2 separate regions of the Homo sapiens genome follow, and region 2 is linked to region 1. The links are chromatin loops, found by intact Hi-C in ENCODE. Cell type or tissue: endothelial cell of umbilical vein. All regions are shown on one strand. Links, peaks and the distances in the headings refer to the core of each region. The heading gives the core; the rest is flanking DNA. Region 1 has its middle 35 kb from the start of LINC02644. Region 2 has its middle 10 kb from the start of LYZL2.

Region 1 (8,671 bases), core at 498-8,497:
GGGACATGCCTTCTGCTCTGGAGGGGTCACCTTTGCACTCTTCCTTCCTTGGCATTAGCTCCACACCTCCTGTGCTTCTCCCCCGCTCCCCACCCAGCCCAGTGCCTCGCCATAGACAGGGGTCTTGTGGTGCAGGGAGGGATGGCTTGAAGACAGAGGAAAAGCAAACTCTGCCGGCCAGCGTTTGAGGATCTCCTGCCCTGGTATTGCCCGCGACCGCCAACTACACTCTTCTCCCCAATACACATCACTCAGTGGCGTGAGTCCTGTCCTCTGCCTCCATCGCTGCTCCTCTCCCTCCCTCCTCAGTCCCATCTCCTCATCCTAGGCCTGTCCTGAGCCCCTCCTCCTTTCCTGATACCCTTTGAGTCCCCTGTAGCTTCTTCCCCTTCCCCTCCTGCCACATCCCCAACCACAAGCTTAATGAGCATCACCAATGGCTTGGAAATGGAAGAAGCAGATCTCTCCAGAAATTTTCCAATTAGAAACTGCTGAGAGCATTTTACGTAGAAATGTTACCGTGCATGTAGGTTTTTTCTACAGCATAGTTCACCCTCAACATCAGATGTCTCACAGTTTAAAGCCACTTCTGTGGGCTCTCCTGGTTGTCTACCTGCCCGCAGAACATCAGTGGCTGCAGGAAAAACCAAGCAGAGTGCCAGAAAACCTCCTGCCCCTTATTCCTAACCAGCCTTCCCTGTCTCTAACTGGGCAAGTTCCTCGTGTGCTCACATGGATAAAGTTTTCTAGATCAATCATGTTCTTTGTGAGTATATAGGGATAAAAATCTCCCAGTTAACTGAGTTTAACTAGATGGGTTAAGACAGAGAAACTTTAAAACCCTGTAGAGTCCAGGGCATGAAAACAATCTATTTTTAATTGTTTGTGTTTACAAAGAATTGTTCTGGTGCTCCAGTGCCCCAAACCGGTAAGTCACAGGACAGAGGCGTTCATCTAAAGTTACAGCATCGCCAATGGTGATCTCCCACCCAACCTGCACGTAAGGAAGCTGAGCCCATTTCAGATAGAACATTTTTGAACATCTTTGGACAATATACTTACTCCTCTTTGTCTACCTGCTTTTTTCACGCATGAAATGCTGCAGGCTGAGATCCACACCGCTGTCATTTCTCTCTCCTGTTTTCTCTTCTGTACATTTATGAACAGCGGGTCACAGAAAGTCGAGAGAGCCAAATGATGATTGAGGAGAGGAAGCAGCTCATCACTGTGAGAGAGGAGGCCTGGAAGACGAGAGGCAGAGGAGCGGCCAACGACTCGACCCAGTTCACTGTGGCTGGCAGGATGGTGAAGAAAGGTCAGTTGTGTGTGTGTGCCTGTGTATGTGTGTGGTGTGTGCACAATGCACACATGTGAGCACACTCACCCATGGAGGGCATGGTGGTACACGATAGCTCAATTTAAAAGAAGAAACCATGGTCTCTTTAATTTTTTTTTTTTTTTTAAGATACAAGGTCTTGCCCTGTTGCCTAGGCTGGAGTGCAGTGGCTCAGTCATGGCTCACTGCAGCCCCAAACTCATGGGCTGAAGCAATCTTCCCACCTCAGCTTCTCTAGTTGCTGGGACTACAGGTGTGCAACACCATGCCTGGCTTTTTAAAACTTTTATGTAGAAATGGGGTGTCACTGTGTTTCCCAGGCTGGTCTCAAACTCCTGGGCTTAAGTGATCCTTCCGCCTCAGTCTCCCAAGTAGCTAGGACTACAGGCGTGAGACACCCTGTCCAGCTTTCTTTAAAAAGTTTTAAACTTACTGACATTCTGTACATGTTTTTTGGGTAGGTTCTGTGAGATAGTCCTACTGAATATCTTTTTGTCATAAATAGTGTCATCTTCAAATGCATAATTTAATTTGTCACTATTTCAAAACTTACCCCTTTAGAATTGAATGCAATTGTAGGTTTCAAAAGCAATTCAGGTCTGCTAGCAAATCTTGGTCCTTTCCCATAATTACTTTTAAATCGTTTCCATTTTCTTGTGACCTGGCAACCACTTACCCCAAGTCAGCCTTTCACAATAGAGAAGTTTGTCTCCTCTTCCTTTTATATTAATTCCTGGGTCCTTCTCCATCAAACCTGATTTCTCTGACTGACCAAAGTCAATCCTGGATATGCTTTAATAGATGTCTAAAATATGTCCTCAGTTCCAAGGCAGTGGGATGTCTCTGGGGCAGTCCATTCTTTGCTGCTGAGCTCTTGGAACTGATTTGTTGTCTGTATTCAAACATTTATGAAATTGACTTACATATGAAATACTTAGTAAAGTCATCTGAGAGCTTTAAGTCTTCATAGGAGTGTTTGGGGCTTTGTTTCATGTCCTGCAGGAAATCGTTAAAATTTGGGGTCCCTTTGTCACCTATATGCACATACCATCATTTTCTAAGCTATTATTTAAAAGCAGATTTCCCAACTTAGTGGTAAACATTTTCACATTCACTTTGTCTTAACATCTTGTCATCAACTTTATAGGCTTAGCTTTCCTTTTTCTCAGAACCTTTAGGGGTCCATGCTTTCATGAATAGTACCTAATTCATTATAGGTACATAATAAATGTTTGCAGAAGGAAAGGAGGGGAAATCCCTGAATTGTAAATAACTCAAATCTTAGTGGGGAATCCCTTCCAATACATCTCTTCAGCCTCATCTTGGAATTGTGAAAAGATGAGAGAAGATAATTTACTCTTACAGTAAATTATTTGCCAATTTTCTGCATCAGATCACAGAACTGGACACTCATGTTTAAACTCCTTTAACGTGAGCCCCAACCCTTCTTTAACAGAAGCACGTCGTTAGGTGCAGGGTGACTAAGTAGAACTGGAACTGAGAACCTGAACCAGACCTCAGGTTTTCCAACTTCTAGCCCAGACTTTCATCTTGATGACTTTCTGCTTTGGTTTCTTTTTTCCTCTTCCATCTTAAAAATCTGAATTTATTTGTAAGTGGGTTCTTACTACCAAATGCCACTGCCCTTGTCCACATTGACATCAGAGGATATAGATTTGCTCTTATTCAGGTTTGTGGAAGCAACAGTTCCCATTTCTCGGTGGATGAGTTCGCTTTCATATTTTCCTGAATATATCAGAGATCTTTATTTAACAGGTGTTATATGGCTCACTGAGGAAATTATCTTCTTATACTTTATAATTAATGAAAAAACTGTCTCTTCTGTTTCTAATATTTGCCATCACCTCCTGGGTTATATGTTTCACTTGAGTCATTAGCACTTTTTGATTTGCAGTGATATGGTAACCGATTAACATTCACTGCAGAATAAAATAACCCCCTGCACAACAGCCTGGGGTCCTATCTCCCAGAAACATCAGGCCACCAGGAGTGACCACCTCTCAGCGCGTTGCCAGGAGGCATCTGGGACCTGACCTTCATTCTCTTACCCCAGAAACCTCTCTTCTCCCGCTAGCCACGTTAGGACTTTCTCCCTTTTTTATATTCCTTGATTCTGTGTAACGGTTAGCACTCCACAAGGTTCTCGTGGTATTCTAGGATTCTCCTGGAAGCCAAGTACTCCAACCACACCTGGAGTAAGAGAGACGTGAAAATGTTCCCGAAGACAGTAGGTGACTGGTTGCTGTACCTAGAATTCATTGAAAAGAGCTATGGTGGGATCTTTGTTTTGTCTTAACATTTTGTAATCTGCATCTCCATGCCCTGAGCCATTCATTGCCTAAAGATCCTTATCTCTAGCTGGGAGAAGAGCTCTTTTGGATAGTGCCACTGCCTGAACCGCCAGCAGGGGGAGCCATGGCAGCGGATTTGCCCGGCACCGGCCAAGATAGGGATGGATTTCTCCGGTTGCTTTGGAAACCAGCCTTCAGAGCCAGTCCTGTTTATTAGCTGCGGAGTTAACGGCCTCTTTGCTAATGAACTCCTCTGATGTCTCTTAAGCATCCTTCTAGTGAATGATGATTTCCCTCCCCACCCTGTGATACCAGATTTTATTTATCTTTAAATCTTTCAAGAAAGTTTAATTTCTCATGGATATAAACCCTTTGCAGTTCTGGCAATTGAAACAACTTTTAAAACTTTTAATGACATCATCAATCAAACATATATAAAATGAGAAGTACTTCTAGGATATTACCTAAAACTTGAGTTTTAAACCATTTAATTGTATTTTTATTAAATTTTTTATGCTATAATACTTCTCCCGTTCACAGGAGGAAGGGGCAGAATCATTCATTCATTTGGTTTTCCTTGTGATAGTGATTTGCATATCCTGTCGATGTTGTTCGTCCAGGGTTGCATTGTCATCTAAGTGGCAATGTCATCTAAGGATTTCACATTTATTACAAATGAGTACAGAGAACATTCACATCTCATTTTGGTTTTTTGTAAATGCACTAATTAGTTTTCTTTCCAATGCCTTCCACTTAGGTTAGGGAAGCAATACTCATCCTTCTCTTTACTAAGTTTTCTTCTTCTAGCTGGATACTTTCTCCATGCAGGAATTCCTCCCTTTCCCTTTCATGTGTCTCTCACCACTTTCCCTTTTAAAGATTCCCCACCCTGCTTCTCGGTAAATATACGAGGAAAAGCATTTCCTGTTTCTGCCCACACGGGAGATGGACTGGACCTTCCAAAACTTGTAGTCGGTACAGACCTGCCCTGCTCTGTGGTTTCTTCTGAAAGGTTGACCCTCCTTGGGTTACTGTCTGTGTCATGTCCCCAAGGCCACTGTCCCTCCCTCCCCTCAGCCTGGAGGAGAGCTCCAGTGTGGGGGGCCACTTGCTGGCAAGTGTGACACAGTTCATTCTGCAGATGGCACCAATGCACTCTCAGCTGCCCCCACCATCTCCAAAGGGCCTCAGAACTCACAGCTGCATTTGCTCAAGTCTACGTGTCATGGACATGTTTTCCCACATCTCCACCGTTCATTTTGGATTATCAGCTCGTCAGCCACTACAGTCCTTGGAAATAATAAAATCCTGTCTACATCTGCAGTTGGTTGTCCCACAGTCGTGGTACGTGTGAAATGTGTGTGTGTGTGCCTGCATGTGTGTAAATTCTTATATGTTGTGCCGTCTACCCTGGGACTCCTGGAGATCGGTCAGGGTCCCGGAGATTTCCAGAAGTGACCCTGAGATGCTCAGTAGCTCGTCTGTGTGTTCCACAGGTTTGGCGTCACCTACTGCCATAACCCCAGTAGCCTCAGCCATTTGCGGTAAAACAAGAGGCACCACACCCGTTTCCAAACCCCTGGAAGGTAAGTCGCCAAGGCCTCGGCCACGCCAAGCCTGATCAGAAGAGGCCTTAGTGATGCTGTCTCACTGACGGTTTCTGCTTGCCTAGATATCGAAGCCAGACCAGATACGCAGTTAGAATGGGACCTGAAGCTGGACAGGCTGGAAACCTTTCTAAGAAGACTGAATAACAAAAACATACCTACCGGAAGCCAGAAGGCTTTGCTCTCAGAATCTCTAAATCCTAATTCTGATTGCTTTTCTTCCTCAGCTAAATTGTTTTCTTTCTATTATGGCTTTCCTAATTCATACTGTAATCACCGCCTTTGTTGTTATCTTCAAAAAATGAAGTTTTGGTCAAGACCGATTAGACTATCAAGCCCTAATTCATTTGATAACATACTAAATTGGGGACTCCCAATATCACATTTGTTCTTGAATCTAAGCCCTTGGGATGCCATCCAATTGGAATTGTGAACTAAGTGATTTTGCTTATAACTCTGAAAGCAGATTATTATACATCAGCAAATCAACATGATCTTGGGCCTGGTGAACTTTAAATTGTATGTTATCAGTTTCCAATAAGGTAAAAGCTGACATTATTTCTTATAATCACAAACGATTTCTAAAGTAAAATTATGGCAAATGAATGTTGAACTAAATATTTCAATATACAAGTCAAAGAAATATGCAAAATAAAAGAGCAATATGCAGAAATTGCCTTTTATCTCTTGATTAAAATGTCCAATCCGGGAAACTTATCAAATACTAGGCACTGGGAGCCCCTACTATTGACAGTGACCACTAAAAGGTTAAAAATAATACAACCACCACTGAACAGAAATATAAAAGTATAATATAATCACTAAACTAGCTAAGCAGGGAATGCCAATCAGCAAAGCATTTATTACAAATGTGGAACAGTGATCTAGCCTGTGGGTTAGCAAGCGATGGCCACTGCCAAATCCAGCTGCCCACCTGCTTTGGTTTTTTGTTGTTGTTTGTTTTTTAGAGACAGTGTCTTGCTCTGTCACCCAGGCTAGACTGCAGTGGTGCCATCATAGCTCACTGCAGCCTTGAACTCCTGGGCTCAAGCAATCCTCCCACCTCAGCCTCCTGAGTAGCTCCAACTATGGGTGTTCACCCCTAAGCCTGGCTAATTTTTTTTCTTTTTCTGTTTTTGGAGAGATGGGGTCCCACTATGTTGCTTAGGCTGGTCTTGAATTCCTGGGCTCAAGCGATCCTCCAGCCTCAGCCTCCCAAAGTGGTGAGATTATAAGCGTGAGCCACCATGCCCAGCTCTGTTTTTGTAAATAAAGTTTTACTGAAACACATCCATGCCTATTTGTGAACTATTGTCAATAGCTTTTGCATTACAACAGCAGAACGGAGTTGTTGTAACACGGGCCCCATGTCACCCCTCCCCATGCAAAGCCTAAAATGTTTACTGGCTGGCCCTTTTCCGAAGAAGTTTGCCAGCCCTTCATGTAGAATGAGGCTGAGGCTGGTTCATCTACCCTCAACAGAAGCAAGTGCAGGTTCAGAAGCGTTCAGTGGGCTCCTGTGTGCAGTAAGGTCAGCCTCCCTCTCTCCCGTTTTACTGCAGATTTGTTCAGGTGGGAAGCAACCGCAGGACCTTGTATATCACAACCGTATTTCTTCCACTCCTGGAACTTAGGAGGAAATAGAATTTTTAAACTATTGGTGAAGCATAATTGGAGTCCTTGTTTTTATAAAACTCTTACGTCATTTGCTTGTTTGTTGATAGTTGGCGGGATGCACGAAACGGTGCTCACTGTCACCGGCAAATCTGTGAAGGAGCTGATGAAGCCGGATGATGACGAAACCTTTGCCCAATTTTACCGCAACGTGGATTGTAATATGCTGAGAAGTCCTGTGGAGCTGGACGAGGACTTCGATGTCATTTTCGATCCTTATGCACCCAAGTGAGTTATTTGGGTCTCCGTCTTTCCTCCACTGAGAAGGGCTTCCTTCGCCTGCAGAGGGCACATCCATGAGGCTCTTCCCCCAGTGTGGCCTCCTTCTCTTTCTAACTCCATCACAGCCGCGTTAGTATTCTAGAGCCAGGGCACCGTGTTGCAGGAGCCAGGGGCACGGAGCCTCGCAGCAGATAAAACATGCAGACGGCAGACCAGATGTGCATGCAGGCAGACCGCGTGGGCCACAGATGCTTGTCCTGTGCCATAAAGAGTCAATGAATTTTTCACATAATTTGAATACCGTTTTGCAGTTTTTATGTTTATATCACTTAGCAGAGAGTTCAACACCTGTCTTTCATTTGACATATTTCTTACTCATAACTTTGCAAAATATTTGGATGAGATGGGCTCAAATTAGTACAGCTCACTAGAAAATCAGTAAGGCATGTTACTTAGCTTCCAATCATTTACAAAATCAATAGATCTGCGGGTTTTCTCAGTGATGACTAAGGGTTTCTCTTCCCACGGGATCATGACTAAACCAACTAGGAAAAGCGATAATGGTATTAGGATCCCGTCAATTTCAAGTGCCAGAAAACCATCCCAGTTCAAACCGACTTCAGCCAAAAAGAAAAATGAGAGGGGTTTACTGGCTCACTTGCCGAACAGTGCGGGGGCAGGTTTCCGGGCTCATTCGCTGGAAAGTGCTGGGGGGCAGGTTTCCGGCTCATTCGCTGAAAAGTGAGGCGGGGTTTACTAGCTCACTCGCTGAAAAGTACGGAAGTGGCCTCGGGTTCTAAAAGCCCCTCAGAACACAGTCTGTCTTGGCTGTTTTCCTTGGCCTCACTCTCCGTTAGGCAGTGGCCTGGCGGCAGATGGACACCCCACCTCTGGAGTCACAAGGCTGCCTCCCTGGCCAGCCCAGCACGGGTAGCTTCTCTTCCCAGTAGTCCCAGCAGAAGTTCCAGGTTTGATTTTCTTGGCTTCAAATTGAGCCCGTGTCCATCCCCAAACCAGTCACTGTGGCCAATGGGATAGAAGATGCTGACTGGGTAAAGGCGGGTGTCTGGGTCTCCTCTAGAGCCACGGTGGGGACGCAGGGAGGTGGTTTCCCCGAAGGAAAATCCAGATGCTATTACCAGAAGCAGAGGGAGACACGCTAGACAGGCTCCATCCACGGCAATCCACCACATCCATCTGGTCTTAACTGCGAAATTGTCAGAGTGACAGTCTCTTCCCTTATCATATGTTTTTCTGTAAACTGCTCTTGAGATATTTTTTGCATGTTTCAGTTTGTTCAATTTGTTTCAATTTGCATATTTTCATTTCCTATCTTAAAAAATGAACCCTTTGCCATTTTCCACCTCAAAATAGTATTTTGGGTATTTGCATACATAGCTATTTAACCACTTCGCAATCTTCCGCCCACCCAATGTCACTGTTTAAAGAGTTGTATATCATCATTTAAACATATATGTATATTGACACACACATATGACACCATGGTACGTAAAGAGGCC
Region 2 (8,671 bases), core at 539-8,538, 48 kb before region 1:
GAAACACGAAGCAAATCAAACATAGACTTGGTCAGCTCAGTGACGATGATGGCAGCAGAGGTTTTAAATGCGTGCAGTGTTTTCATTTATTTGTTTATTTTAAAATTTGGGGTAAAGTAGACATTACATAAAATGTACTGTTTTAACCATTTTAAAGTATACAATGAGAGTCATTAAGTACATTCACAGCACACATCCAACGGTTCTCTCTAGTTCCATAACTTTTTCATCTCCCCAAAAGGAAACTCTGTTCCCATTAATTCACTTCCCATTTCCCCTTTTCCCAGCTCTGGTACCCACTGCTCTGTGTTCTGTCTCTATGGATTTACCTGTTCTGGGTATTTCCTATAACTGGGTCTACAATGTTTTTACCAGTGTTTTTCAAAGTGTAGTTCTCACCATCAGCCTGGGAACCTCACCTGAAAAACGTGTTAGAATAAAATTTTCTTGATCTTAGTCTAGGTCTGCAGAATCAGAATTAGGGGTGTGGTGGCCTCTAGGAGTCTGAGATTTGGCATGCTCCCCAGGTGATCCTAATGCCCACTAAAGTGTGAGAAAATCTGAAATAGTTAGTCCTCTCCATCTTCTATTAACCTTGACACCGTGGATGGCCACTTTCCTGTGGGCTCAGCTGGCCAACTTGACAAATGAATTTACGATTGGGAATTAATTACTGAGGTTGACTCAATGTGTAACTTTTCCCAACAGAATGGCAATATGAATTGAGACATCTTCAAATACAGTTTTCAGACTGAAAGCTTTAGCTCTTCAGAGACTAAAATCCCCATGATGTTACCTTAGGACTGAGCTCCCTGTTCCCCAAACCCTGCACCAGGAGGTCTGAGCCACCTTAGGGAATGGACACACCCACTCCTAATCCCCAGAGCAATCTGACTTGCTCTCCAGCTCTAATTTCTGTGGGTGTAGGAGCAGTGGAAGGAGCTTGAATATTTGGGCTCTGAATAATAATTGGTTTCAAATTTGTTAGAAAACAAAAAGTCACTGCCTTAACCCAAATCAATGAACTCCTACTAGTCAGATTTCTGGCACTGTTATAGACCAGTGCGGGAGTCATTATGACATTAGGGTGACAGACAGGGCTGAGTCTAAGACTACTCTAGGGAACTTTGGGGATTGTAGCACATGCCCTAAGTTTCAGGGGTTCCCACAGGTAATGCATCTCTAAGTCAAGTCCATTGGGTAAGTCTGGTCGCTAACTCCTGAGCTCAGGTGAGCCTCCTGCCTCAGGCTCGCAAGTAACTGAGAATGCAGTCATACACCACCACACCTAATTTTTAAAAATATTTTTTTAGAGACGAGGTCTCACTATGTTGGTGGTCTCAGCTGAAGTGATCCCCCTGCACCAGTCTCCTGAATTACTGGAATTACGGCCATGCACCACTGTGCCCAGCTCCTCTTGCCCATTTCTGTTTTTTCTGTGATCCCCTTGCTCATTTTTTAAACATTTTTGTCTTTAGGTTTTTAGCCTGGTTTTATCTTCTTGCTCTACCTACCCTGTCCCTGGTTATCTTCTTGGCTTCTTCATCCCCAAATTTATCTCTGGCTGAGATTTCTCTCCTGAGGTTCAGGCCAACATACACAACTGCCAAGACATCCCCACATGGGGACTGGCAATAAACAGATGTATGTAAAAGACACAAGGAATAATTGTCCCATGCTTAGTGAAGGAGAGGGGAAAGAAAAGAGAGAGAAAAACATCAAACATTTCTCCAATGTTTCAAGCCTCAGCACCACCAATCCAAGAGAAAACCTAAGACAGAAACAAGAAGGAATATGAGTTTCGTTTCAGCCATAGTGAATTTTATATAAAGGTGAGCCTTGAAGGCAAAATTTTTCAGAACTCTTTTAGAGTTGTGGTTCTAAGATTCGGAACAGATAGCAAGACACTAAAAAAACAAACCAAGGAGATGACATTCCTAACCAACAATTTGGCCTAGGTGTTCTGTTCTATATACTATTATCCTTACATCCCTGGAAAACACAGCCAAATCCTTTCTTAGGTTTCAGACATACCTGACTGCCCTTTTCCCTGTGGGTCCATCTTCTAGTGTTAATTATTTTTACCATATTCCAAAGATATGATCAGCTAGCTCATAAAAGGACTATCTATGGCAGTATTCTTAAGACCTGAAGTTTGGGATGACCTATGAGCAAGCCCAGTATGTAGGAAGAAATTGAAGTGAAGAAACCCCTTGGAGGCACGATGGAGAAGCCGTCACATGTTGCTGTCAGTAACATGCCTACAGCAGGCAGCTCCAGGGACAGACAACAGGTGAGAGCAAACACCATATTCAGACCATTGACTTTTCTCCATCCTGTTGATATTCCTTCACCATCAGTAGTGAAGAGAAGAGAAATGCTGCTTGCAGAACTCACATTCTCTGAATAGGTGACTCACGAGCACAATGACTCACAGCTTATGTAGGGTTGCTTGGGTCCAAGTGTAACAGGCATCTGTGGCTGCAGTTCAGGAGCTAGTAGAGACAGAAGTCATACAGCATTGTCACCTCCGCCCTCAGCTCCATTGCCCCTGGCTGAGCTGAGGTTCCAAAACAACCCCCACCCTCTCCAGGTACTGCTTCTCCTTGCCTCCATCGATATGCACAGGAGCTTTCGTACGCAGTCAAGGGAGAATTTATTTTATTTTATTTTATTTTATTTTATTTTATTTTATTTTTTGTTAGAGATAGGGTCTCACTATGTTGCCCAGGCTGGACTGAAACTCCTGGGCCTAAGGAACCCTCCTGCCTCAGCCTCCCAAGTGGCTAGGACTGCAGGCACATGTTCACACAGTTGCAGTGTTTATATACAAAATTTTTGCTAAGATACGTTATTGCATCAGTTTTATAGAGACCTATTAGTTATGAGACTCCCTCACTTTTATAACTGTCAATGTTTTAGCTTATAATATGGGCAAGTGAAACTGCAAAAGCCCTTTTATTTAGCTGACAATAAAGCCTCTTAGTTTGGATTCCCTGGGTTTCGATTCCATGGCCCATAGTCATTTTATTCAACAGGTTCTTCTTGAGGGCACGGGGTGGAAAGTTCTGGACCTGCCTGGGGAGGTCAAGGTGAGAATGACAGATAAGGAACTGAAGAGAGAAAGCAGCAATGCAAAATCACAGGCTTTCCCAGAGTATTTGACATTTCATGCACGTAAATACATTTCACTTCATGTACATTAAAAGAAAAGGCCAGGCCAGGCACGGTGGCTCACGGCTGTAATACCAGCACTTTGGGAGGCTAAGGCAGGTGGATCAGGAGTTTGAGGTCAGCTTGGCCAACACGGTGAAACCTCGTCTCTACTAAAAATATGAAAAATTAGCTGGGTGTGGTGGCACGTGCCTTTAATCCCAGCTACTTGGGAAGCTGGGGTAGGATAATTGCTTGAACCCGGGAGGCAGAGGTTGCAGTGAGCTGAGATCGTGCCCCTGCACTCCAGCCTAGGTGACAGAGCAAGACTCCATCTCCAAAAAATAAAAATAAAAATGAAAAAAAAAATGAAAAGGCCAGTGAGTATGTGAAACATTATTTTTTAATTGCTAAAACATTATTCTTTATTGCTAAAAGCTAAGTCCATGTGGGCAGGGAGTTTGTCTCTGTATCCACAGCCCCAGAACCAGGCTTGGCATATTAGATGCTTCATAAATATTTGTTGAGTGAATAAATGAAATAATTTGCTAACAGTTAATTTATTGCATATCTTGGAGATATTAAAGCTACTTTAAACAGAAATTCCTTGCTTCACAATTTGCAGTTGCAAAAATGTGGAAGCAACCCAAATATCCATCAATCAAGGAATGGTAAAGAAACTGTGGTGTATATATGTGATGGAATACTACTCAGCCATAGAAAGGAATGAATTAATGGCATTCGCAGCAACCTGGATGGGATTGGAGACTATTATTCTAGGTGAAGTAACTCAGGAATGGAAAACCAAACATCGTATGTTCTCACTTAAAGGGGAAGCTAAGCTACAAGGGTGCAAAGGCATAAGAATGACACAATGGACTTTGGGGGCTCAGGGGGAAAGGGTGGGAAGGGGGTGAGGGATAAAATCAGGTTCAGTGTATATTGTTCGGGTGATGGGTGCACCAAAATCTCACAAATCACCACTGAAGAACTTACTCATGTAACCAAATACCACCTGTTCCCCAAAAACCTATGGGGAAAAAAAAAGTCCTAGCTTCAGGTTTTCTATTTGTAAGAGTGTTTTGTAAAACTGGCTTTGGGAAGTGCATCAATTCTTTTCTGCCACCAGAGGGAGACAGAGTGCATTCAGGAATCAAGTTTTTAAGGCGCTATTTTTCAAAGAGTGGTTAGTACTTCAGCTGATACTCTTAGATGTGAATAACTGTGACTAAGTCAAATCAGCACTGCAGGATGAGGTTTAAAACTATAGCAGCATATCTTAAGCTTAACACAAGGTAAGCATGTGTCCACGTTAAAAATAACATCCATAAATACAGCCTGATAATGTGCTTAAAAATAAAGTATCATATAAATAGGTTGCAAATGACGATTGAGTCTTTCCTTATTTTACGATCACTTTCTGATACCCAATTAAATGCCATATGTGATCTAATAGCCAAAGGCTATTTGACTTTTTAACATCAAGGGTGATGCCGTTTTAACATCAGGGAGGAAATGCAAAGGTTCTAGTTCTGATGCACAGACAGTGACTAAATATATTCCATCACAGCTGAGTGTCAGGGGCTGGCACAGTACAATCAGGCATGTGAGTAGCTCTTTTGTGCTGGGAACCTGTTGGGCAGACTGACTTAACATGGGAGTGCCTATGGGATGGGAGGTCTGGTAATATATTATTAAGGAGGGAGTCCCAGGGACTGGAAGGGAGGAATTTTCCTTTACAACATTATATTTAATGAGAACAAACTTAATATTAGTCTGGTAGACATTGCCTATTATGTGGGAAATTAATGTATTCTTTTATTACTATCTTCAGTTTGCAGTTCCTGAGGTCTTGAGGTTTGGCCATATAAGAACATCCATGCAGATCCAGGTCTCTCTGCAACTCCAGACCCCCTGTTCCAGGAGTCTTGACTGACAGAGCTTGCTGTAAGGGTCAGTAGCTGGCAACTAAATTGTCTCACCTCCTTTTCTTTTCTTGCCTGGTCTCTGGTTGGAAGTTCCAACTGGGGCTCAAACAGCCCCCAAAGCCGGCAGCTGAAGAGGAAAGGGGGAATACGGTGGTGCTTCAGTGCCATCTAACTTGGCTTTAAACAGTAGGAAATTAGCTGCTTGTCATTAAAATAAACAAATGCCAGCCTGTTCCGTGGCTACAGGCTGCAGGGGACATGCAAGGGGACTGGTGAAGTCCCCACAGTTTCTGGGGGTTACAGTGGGCCCAGAGCCGCTCTCCTCCCCTCCAGATTCCCGTCACACTGTTGGCCAGCTGTGGATCCTCTCCTCCTTTGCCTAAGTTGGAGGAGACAAAGGTGAGTGTGAGCTGAGTGCTTCAGTGTCGAGGCCGTGCGGGCGATGATGTGATAGGGCAGCATGGGGTTGATGTTACTTTTTAAAACTGTTTCCAGGCCAGGCGTGGTGGCTCACACCTATAATCCCAGCCCTTCGGGAGGCCAAGGCAGGCAGATCACCTGAGGTCAGGAGTTCGAGAGGAACCTGGCCAACATGGTGAAACTCTGTCTCTACTAAAAATGCAAAAATTGGCGGGCACGGTGGCTGGTGCCTGTAATCTCAGCTACTCGGGAGGCTGAGGCAGGAGAATTGCCTGAACCCAGGAGGAGGAGGACGCAGTGAGCCAAGATCACTCCATTGCACTCCAGTCTGGGTGACAGAGCAAGACTCTGTCTCAAAATAAATAAATAAATAAAACTCTGTTTCCCAGTGCTACTTTCCACAGAGCTGGAGGACAGGCTTTTGGTGTCGAGTGTCTCACATCCTTGTTTTTTCCCCTTTGGCATGAATATCTAGACAGGAATTTCTGATAACCTCTTGTAAACTGAAAAGTAACTGAGGCATCTCAATCCACTTAAAGGTTTATTTTGCCAAGGTTGAGAATGCACCCGGGAAAAACAGACGTAAGTCCCATTGGGACCATCAGATCTCATGAGAACTCACTCACTATCATGAGAACAGCAGGGGGGCAACCACCCCCATGATCCAACCACCTCCTACCAGGTCCCTCCCTTGACATGTGGAGTTTACAATTCCAGATGAGATTCAGGTGGGGACAGAGAGTGAAGCCATGTCAGTAGGGAATGAGGCAAGTTGTCACATTCTTGTGAGGCTCTGATGAGCACTTAGTGAATCTACATTTTACTTGTGAAAACAAAGGGGGGGGAAGTCAATTACATATTTGTTTCTTGCATGGTTTATCTACATTTTACATAAGGTAAAGGAAGCCTGTGAGGTCACAGCTATCTTTTTGGGAGCAAAAGGAAGGCAGTTTTATGTGACTCAGTTCCTAAGCTTCACTTTCCCTTTGGCATAGTGAGTTTGGGGATCCCAAGGTTTTATTTTCCTTCCCCACTCTATTATAGAGAATTCCGTAGGGACTATTTTCGGTTTTGTTTTGTTTGGAGACAAAGTCTTGCTCTGTCGCCCAGGCTGGAGTGCAGTGGCGCGATCCGGCTCACTGCAACCTCGGTCTCCTGAGTTCAAGCGATTCTTCTGCCTCAGCCTCCCAAGTAGCTGGGACTACAGGCACGTGCTACCCCTGGCTAATTTTTGTATTTTTAGTAGAGACAGGGTTTCACCATGTTGGCCAGCTGTTCTCCAACTCCTGACCTCAGGTGATCTGCCCGCCTCAGCCTCCCAAAGTGCTGGGATTACAGGCGTGAGCCACCATGCCCGGCCCCCTAGAACGTAATTTGAATTGGTAAATGCTGGATTAGTAAAAACTAAAAATCAATCCGCTATTTATGTCTCTAACATAATGGCCCTTAATAGGCAACCACTTTTCATGAGTCTTGTTTCAGACATCCCAGACTCCATTTCCCAGAGAAGCGGAGAATGAATGGGTGCTGTATGTTCACTGCCGGGTGTCCGAGAAGCTGCACAGGAAGTGTCTTAACGTGAAGAGAGTCCACACTGGACACCGGCACAAAGGGCAGAGTGAAGGGACGAAGTGTCAGATGCGTCTCTGCCACCAGCACACGTTTCAGCGGTGCTAGATTTGACTAGGCACAGGACTCTAAACTGGTGGTTTGCTGACTATTAACCTCCACGGTATTGCTATCTCATGCTCCTTGACCCCTTCCTAATTTTGCTGTGGTTCGGCAGCTCCAGTCCACTGTTGAAATGCTGGTAGATTTCAAAACTCCGTTGGGACATATTAAATTCTGGTGAGCCAGTGGGTGGGATGCCTTCTGAATGACAAAGGGGCCCCGTGGCTAAAAGCTGAAGGAAATTCATGCAATGATGAATGTGCTGCAATTAATCACCAGAGATCTGTTCTTTTCCTTATATGCGTAGTATAGTGCAGGGTCCAGGGTTGGGGAGAGTCTCTGAGTCCAGATCTTCATAGAATTAAAAATAATGAATATTTGTAATCAGGCATCGCTTGACCAACAACTCCGCCTCCTTAGTTGGAAATACAGACGTCCACTTTTCGCTAGTGTGTAATTATTTTCTGGAATGCTGAGAATTGTTCCCCTGACCTATGGCTCTTTTTTAAGCATCTGGGATATGCAGTCAATTTGCAGGTTGCTATTTTGAAGTCAGGGAGCCTCAGAGAATCGAATATATGCCACATAAGTTCCTGCAAGATGGACTTTCTGGGAGTCCTCTGATGAGGTTGGGAGAAGGCAAAGAGGAGATGTTTCCATGTAAAGGCTGAGCAAGCTCCAGGCCACTGCAGAAGTTCAGCTTTCTTCAGCTCTGTAAGCTGGACCCTGTGGCTGGAGTCTGGCCAACTGCAGGGACAAGTTTCTATTATTATGTAAATGGAGTCCCAGTGCGGCCTTGGAAGAGTTTTTGGCACAGGGTAACCCTTTGTCTGCCAAAAGGTAGCCTCTCCCTTTGCTTCAAGCCCAGAGTGTGCATTTTGCAGTGGTGACCTGTAAGCCACCGGTCAACCTGCAGATTGCCTTATTAGGCAGACTGCGGAGGCTGGTGGCTGGGGACTGGCTGGCAGAGGCGGTGGCAGTGAGCTTGTGTCCTGTACGAAGCCGGAGAACCCCAGCCCCGGAGACGTGGCCTAGTACTTACTGTTCTATAAATGATAGTCCTCCGTGGTGACAGGAATATACACTCTCCTTGGCAGGCATACTTTATGGGTTGGTTGGAGAACAGGAGGTTTGCAGGGGGAGGTGACTGTCCGAAGGACAGAATGGTACGAGGCTTTCTTCACTGCGTAGCTTGTGTGTTCAGTCCTGTATCAGGGCTTATTCTACGGAGTATGGACTTTATCAGGATTTTTTTTTTAACTTTTAAGTTCAGGTTTGTTATATAGGTAAACTCCTGTTATGGGGGTTTGTTGTACAGATTATTTCATCACCCAGGCATTAAGCCCAGTACCCATTTGTTATTTTTCATGATCCTTTCCCTCCTTCCACCCTCCACCCTCCGAAAGGCCCCAGTGTGTGTTGTTCCCCTCTGTGTGTCCATGTGTTCTCATCATTTAGCTCCCACTTATAAGTGAGAACATGCGGTATTTGGTTTTTCT

The links. A loop is a pair of places that touch in the nucleus more often than their neighbours do. Peaks named below come from ENCODE experiments on the same cell type or tissue, not always from the same donor. Only the 100,000 strongest peaks of a DNase experiment are listed, where the experiment ranks them.
Region 2: it touches region 1 in a loop (6-fold over the local background); 5 of 110 quality-filtered maps call a loop at or near these places.

What each region holds. Positions count from the first base shown.
Region 1 is chr10:30,684,095-30,692,765 of GRCh38, forward strand. It overlaps the pseudogene SVIL2P. Among named protein-coding and RNA genes, the nearest start is that of LINC02644, 35 kb to the right of the region's middle. RefSeq lists enhancers at 1-387, 3,408-3,946. In endothelial cell of umbilical vein, for the core only: a CTCF peak has its summit at 3,749 (motif pointing right); a DNase peak (open chromatin) is centred at 3,787; H3K27me3 peaks cover 567 bases.
Region 2 is chr10:30,635,851-30,644,521 of GRCh38, forward strand. No RefSeq gene overlaps it. Among named protein-coding and RNA genes, the nearest start is that of LYZL2, 10 kb to the left of the region's middle. RefSeq lists an enhancer at 8,083-8,654. In endothelial cell of umbilical vein, for the core only: a CTCF peak has its summit at 4,288 (motif pointing right); DNase peaks (open chromatin) are centred at 2,421, 4,311, 6,011, 6,251 and 2 weaker places; H3K27ac peaks cover 3,920 bases.